Linked DNA regions of Homo sapiens: region 1 is linked to region 2. A link is a loop called in an ENCODE intact Hi-C map of the cell type or tissue named here. Cell type or tissue: Panc1. All regions are shown on one strand. Each heading gives the region's core, and the rest is flanking DNA. Links, peaks and the distances in the headings are about the cores only. Region 1 overlaps LOC105379107 (a long non-coding RNA gene). Region 2 has its middle 20 kb from the start of NUDT12.

Region 1 (2,927 bases), core at 287-2,786, 230 kb after region 2:
GCCCCCAGAATGTTTGGAAACACTCTATAAAATTAACATCTAGGTACAAAAGACTCCCAGTAAATAGTTACAACAACAACAAAAACAAGAAAAAATTAACAAAGCAGCAAAATGAAAACTGATAAATCCTTAAATTTCAGGGGAATGTGTCAGGAAATGTTTCCCATTTCAAATCATAACAGATAGGAAAAATTGCATAGGTGATGTATCATACAAACTGAACTTGAGCACTTTTTCTTTTCTCTAAACGCAGTTCAAAATGGTCTCATCTTTATTATAGTCTTTAAATAATTATTAGGCTTAATTGCCACAGTTCATAGAAATTTTAAAATTAGCAAGTGGTGCTTATCTCTCCGCAGTGCTCAGTGTTAATAAAACATGCTGCTCCATAAACACATTTCACATCATATTTGTCCATGATTATTTCATTGCTTTTCCAAGTACAGATGCCAGCAAACAAAGTGTTGCTGAATTCCTGTAATTACCAGCATTTGCCTCGATTTGGGTCCATGAAGTATGTAGTCAATCTCTATTGTCTTCTGCCTCTGTTTTGAATCTGTCCCCAGTGCAGGAATGTCAAAAACACCATTTAGCAACACAGCCTGCTCAATTTTAAAAAGGGAAAATCACATTCAAGCTACTAATTAAGAAAAGAAGAGAAGTGAGCTGTGAATTAAAAAAAAAAAACTACCTTCTAAAAGGCTTTAACAAGAAACTTGCAACTCTGCTGCATTCAGAAAAAGAATGATCCTTATTTATCAAAGCTAAATTCTAATATAGCAGTTAGAGGTGAGATTTAACTGACTTGTTAATATTTTAAAAACAGCCAAGTAAATGAAAATTCAAGTAATTTCTATTTCTTTTCTATCTTTAAAGGGGAGCTTAATTAACTGATTTTTTTCAGCTATCTAACACTCCTTTGTTAGAAGATTCTTCCATCCACTTAAGATCCTTTTGATATTTTGTTAAATGTGCATTCCTTTGAAAAACTACACTGATGCCCTATCATGCCCAGATATTTGGCAAAATTGTCATAGAGTTGTTTCTTCAATAGAATACTTCTACCAAATAATTTGTCTTAATGATTCTCAGAACATTTAGGATAAATCATGTTGATCACCATTTGATTTTGATCAAAATCATATATTGATCACTAAGCGTAAATAATTTAAAACGGTAAATACCAAACAGTAAGAAAATCCTTCTTCCATGTAATATTACAATATGGAGACTACTTCAGCAATAAGTAAGTGAAAAATACCAGTTGTAGATCTGGAAGTAGAATCCAAGCAGGCTCTATAACCATATGTAGTTTGAGCACAGGAATTATGTCATAGGTTATTCTTTCTAAATTAATTATTTATTACTTTAATGCTATATGTAGATTGATAAAAAATATGAAAAGGTAAGTATGCTCAGCCATACTTTGCTGATTTGGTCTAACAGAGTAAATTATAGCAGGAACAGAGTTCTGTTAAACTATTTGAATACCTTATGCTTCTTTATGTTTCCCATGATACTTTGAAAGTGGTAGTGTAGACAATTGCCCTTACTTCTACTGTCATTCTCCTAGAAATAAGAAATACATTAAAGTCTATCAATAGCTCACCATGTTTACGATCTCACTTTTTCTACCTTAGGACCTAGGCCCAGGGGCACTTACAGAGGCCAGCCACTAGATGCTGCTAGTATTCTTTCCATTGAGTAGTATTCTGCCAAGCAAGCTTTCCATTCCAGGATGTCAAAAGACATTGAAGTTTTTCTCAAATTGGCGCCATTTGACCTTCACCCATAGCTGTAGCTTCGTTGCTATCTACAGTCTATTCCTTACCTTGGGTAGCAGGTATTTAAAGAGGTCTAATTTTTGAGACTTACCATTAAATCATCTTGGAAGATATTTTTCCAGTCCTTATCTGAATTTTATTTTCCTACATGCCTGCATTTCTGTCTTGGACCTCATGCAGTGCCCATGAAGGGCTGGATTCTTGGCAGTCTCCCTTCTCCCTTCTCCTTTTACCTTCAAATTACTAGAATTTTACTTATCAACTTGATTTTGACAACTAGGTCCCTGCTACCTTTTGAGTGTTTGCCCAGCCTTCTAACTGCTGACCCATCTGGATTTTCTATTAGTTAAAATACATGTTCTATGTATATATTCAAAGTTAGGTCAGATAGCAGGGCAATATGGCTTCACTTTGGTGCTCAAATAAATACACGATTTTAACTTACTAGCTGGCTGAAAGAGTATCTCTTTTTTATGGCCACTCTTCACTCTCATCTCTTTCCACCAAGCTGTTTAGTAGAGTAAAATAGATGAAGATAATGTTCTCTGATAGAGGGAATTGTTCTTTGTCCAAGATTTTGGAAATAGTCTCTCTTTTCTATGATAATATTAAAATTTTGAGTCTTATTTGAATGAATTTTGTTGCCTAAAAAATTACAACTTTAACAGGTACTTATAATGAGATATTTTCTAAAATAGTAACATATTTGAGATTATTTTGGTAAATAATATATTTTTATTTCAAATCTCAGAAAGATATTGAACTAAAACTTCAGGCCGGGCGCGGTGGCTCACATCTGTAATCTCAGCACTTCAGGAGGCCAAGGCGTGCAGATCACGAGGTCGGGAGATCGAGACCATCCTGGCTAACACGCTGAAACCCCTTTTCTACTAAAAATACAAAAAAAATTAGCTGGGCGTGGTGGCATGTGCCTGTAGTCCCAGCTACTCAGGAGGCTGAGGCAGGAGGATGGCGTGAACCCCGGAGGCGGAGCTTGCAGTGAGCCGAGATCGTGCCACTGCACTCCAGCCTGGGCGACAGAGAGAGACTCAGAATTAAAAAAAAAAAAAAAAAAAAAAGGCATGTTTTATATAATTGGATAAGTAGTAAATGGGTTAGTAAATTTCTGACTTTTAAAATCAA
Region 2 (2,927 bases), core at 263-2,762:
TTTTTTGTATCAAAATTTTCCCTGTATTTTTGTAATGTTAACATCTTATTGGAGTCAAGATTTTTGGCTTCAAGAAATAACATCCCACAGCAATCTAGTGTATTACAATGGAGAAGGGTTTATATGGATACAGGGGAATGTTGTAGAACCTACGGGTAGAAGTACTGCTGTGTTCATGTGGAACTAGAAAGTTGTCAGGCATTACTATTACTCTCTGTCTCTTTCTGGATTTTCTTCTTTCCTTATTTCTATGTGTGTGTTTCCTTCTTTGCTCTTTTCAAATGGTCATTTTTCCCTGCTTTTTCATTCATTTGGTACTCAGTGACAGCACCATAGCCCCTGAGTTTACCTGTCTCAACTTTAGAAAACATCAAAGACTCGACCATCCTTTCTGAATCCCAATTCTGATTTCCCAAAAGACAGAAGCACCAGCTGGTAGGCTGTAAGTGACCCACTATGTAATTTAAATCACAGAATTTTAATCTCTATGGATTAGGGGAGGTAGGAGGAGAAATTTGTAGAAAGAAGATTGGACAGACAATCCAAAAGCTGTCTATTATTCAAAGGTTAAATTTCTTATTAAAATAAGAAACTTTAGAATTTTTTAAAAAATAATTATTTTCATGAATATGTTTCAAAGAAGTTTTCAGTTATTTTTTTTTTCTTACTGTTGATAGGGAAATCTGATAAGCACACTGATAAAGCTTTAAAGTTAATGAACAGGGAGTTCTGAAGCCGTTAAACTGTAAAAGAAACAGCTATTGGATATAGTCATGTTCTTTTATACACTTTGTTCTTTCCTTAACCCAGAGGCAGTGTTAGGTCAATGCTCCAACTACACAACTAGCCATCTCCCGTAAGACCCAAGGCAACTGTTTCTCTAGAATAAGGGAGAAAAAGAAAGAAATCCTCACAATTCTTTAAAAAAAGTATTTCAATTTTTCTCAAACATTAAATTGTGCATTAAGCTTGTCTAATATAATTTCAATGTTCTTTTAAATTCCATGAAGTTTAGCTGCACTGGTAAAGCGGATTTAATATATCAGAACATTATACTTTTTTCTCCATCTTTTTATTTAGAAAGTTTGTAAACCTAAGAAAGGTAGAAGGGCTAAAACAGTGATTTCCCATATATCCTTCAACTGGATTCACCAATTTTTGCCACATTTGCTTATATCTTCCTACATGTATACTTCTATCTCCCTACATACATTGAACATGGTTTACTCAACTAAAAGAAGACCAGTTAATTCCCTCTGGAAGAACTTTATTGCCTTCACTTTATTTTGTACTGCATCTCCTGCTTTTTTGTCACATGGAAAATGCTCTTGTAAAAAATATATCTCAATCTAATGTGAATAACCAAAATGGCTCAGGGGCCTTTTCAGTCACCTATTAAGCCCCTCTCTTATGAGAAGAGATGTATTACAGCATAGGTATAACTTTGCCTGTTGTCATTGGTTTGCACACAAAAATGTCTTTAAATTTTGTGTGGATGCTTATTTTCTTGACCACTTTGCCGGAGCTATTCCATTTATTTTATACATGCTGGAAAATGATTTAGAGTCAACAGCAGGTGGCAGTGCTAGCAAACTTTGTGCTTTTGGTACGTAATCAGCTCAGAAAGTGATGTCTTTCAGTAGTACCACAGGAGCAATACAATTAGTAAGGAGTCCTTAAATACCTATGCTTATCTCCAATTTATTTTGAGAATTATTTTTGAAATCAGTTGAAAATTATGGATAAATGTATTTAGAAATACTAGTTTAGAGACTGAATTTTGTTATCATTGTGAGATCAAATAACTGAGAAAAATAGGTTTGTTTTATCCTTGTTTCTGGTTTATTCCATAACCAGAAAAAAAAATGTGAATACTTAAAATTAGAAAGATAAGGTAGTTTGAATCCTGTTAAAATTTGCTGGAAAAATGTCACAGCAACATTTATTTCTATTGATGAAAAGGTAGTTATGTATTTTGAAATTTTGTGGCAAACTTTAAGAAAGCTCTTATAAAGCAAAACTACTCTGATTCACCAGGGTAACAAATTTTAGAAAGCTTAAATTGCTCTTGACATTTATGGAAATAATTTCAAAAATGCTCTTTAGTTATAATTTGTTTCAGAGACCGTAATTTGTTGCAATTCTCTTCTTTCATTTCATAGAAAAGGAAACTGGACAAGCAAGGAATTTTTGTTTTCATTGAGGTATTTGATTTTTCACAACTTTTGTGTCATTTTACCAGAAACAATAAAGACTTTTTAGGAAGTCATATCAACAACTGTTTTATGTTCTTGGATTTTAATAGTTCTTCTGTACATGTGTTTCAATAACTTACATATGGCTTATTTAAATATTTGTATATTTATAGGTTCATATATCATCTAGATATCAGATAATAGCAGAGTAGTTGATTTCTTTTACTAATATGATTATTTAACATTAAGAACTCAGAACACTTAAAGTTAGCATAGAATTGAAAGCTTATGTAGTTTAATGAGATCATTGCTCCAATGGAGAAACTGAGGCCCAGGAAGGATTTCAGTGAAGGAGACTTAATGGTATAGAAAGATCCTGTTACATTCTCTCTTGATTCTCAGGCTGTCTCAGGAACAACTCAGTTGCAAATTATTATTTTATTTACTTATACTCTCAGGACTCCTGCATTCACTAGGTTCTGTATTTTACTATGAAGAAAATTACTGATAAAAATTCTGTCCTCCCCAAGAAGCATGCATTTTAGCCATTTCTCTAATTAACTGGTTGGCCTCATACCCCCATTTCCTAGATGTGTAATTAAAATTCAATGAGTCTTCCTGAACTATAGTTTCAGTGCTTTTGAGAACTATGTAGCAGCAGCTATTATTATTCCTACCTTTTAAGACTGACCAGTGAAAAAAAAATGATAAAATGTTTAAGTTATATTAAGA

What was found. A loop is a pair of places that touch in the nucleus more often than their neighbours do. Peaks named below come from ENCODE experiments on the same cell type or tissue, not always from the same donor. Only the 100,000 strongest peaks of a DNase experiment are listed, where the experiment ranks them.
Region 1: it touches region 2 in a loop (3.0-fold over the local background); 18 of 110 quality-filtered maps call a loop at or near these places.

The regions. Positions count from the first base shown.
Region 1 is chr5:103,806,986-103,809,912 of GRCh38, forward strand. All of the region lies in intron 2 of LOC105379107 (a long non-coding RNA gene), which reads left to right. Among named protein-coding and RNA genes, the nearest start is that of NUDT12, 250 kb to the left of the region's middle. In Panc1, for the core only: CTCF peaks have their summits at 1,677 (motif pointing right) and 1,973; a DNase peak (open chromatin) is centred at 1,696; H3K27ac peaks cover 623 bases.
Region 2 is chr5:103,580,977-103,583,903 of GRCh38, forward strand. No RefSeq gene overlaps it. Among named protein-coding and RNA genes, the nearest start is that of NUDT12, 20 kb to the left of the region's middle. In Panc1, for the core only: CTCF peaks have their summits at 1,576 (motif pointing right) and 1,778; a DNase peak (open chromatin) is centred at 1,584; H3K27me3 peaks cover 610 bases.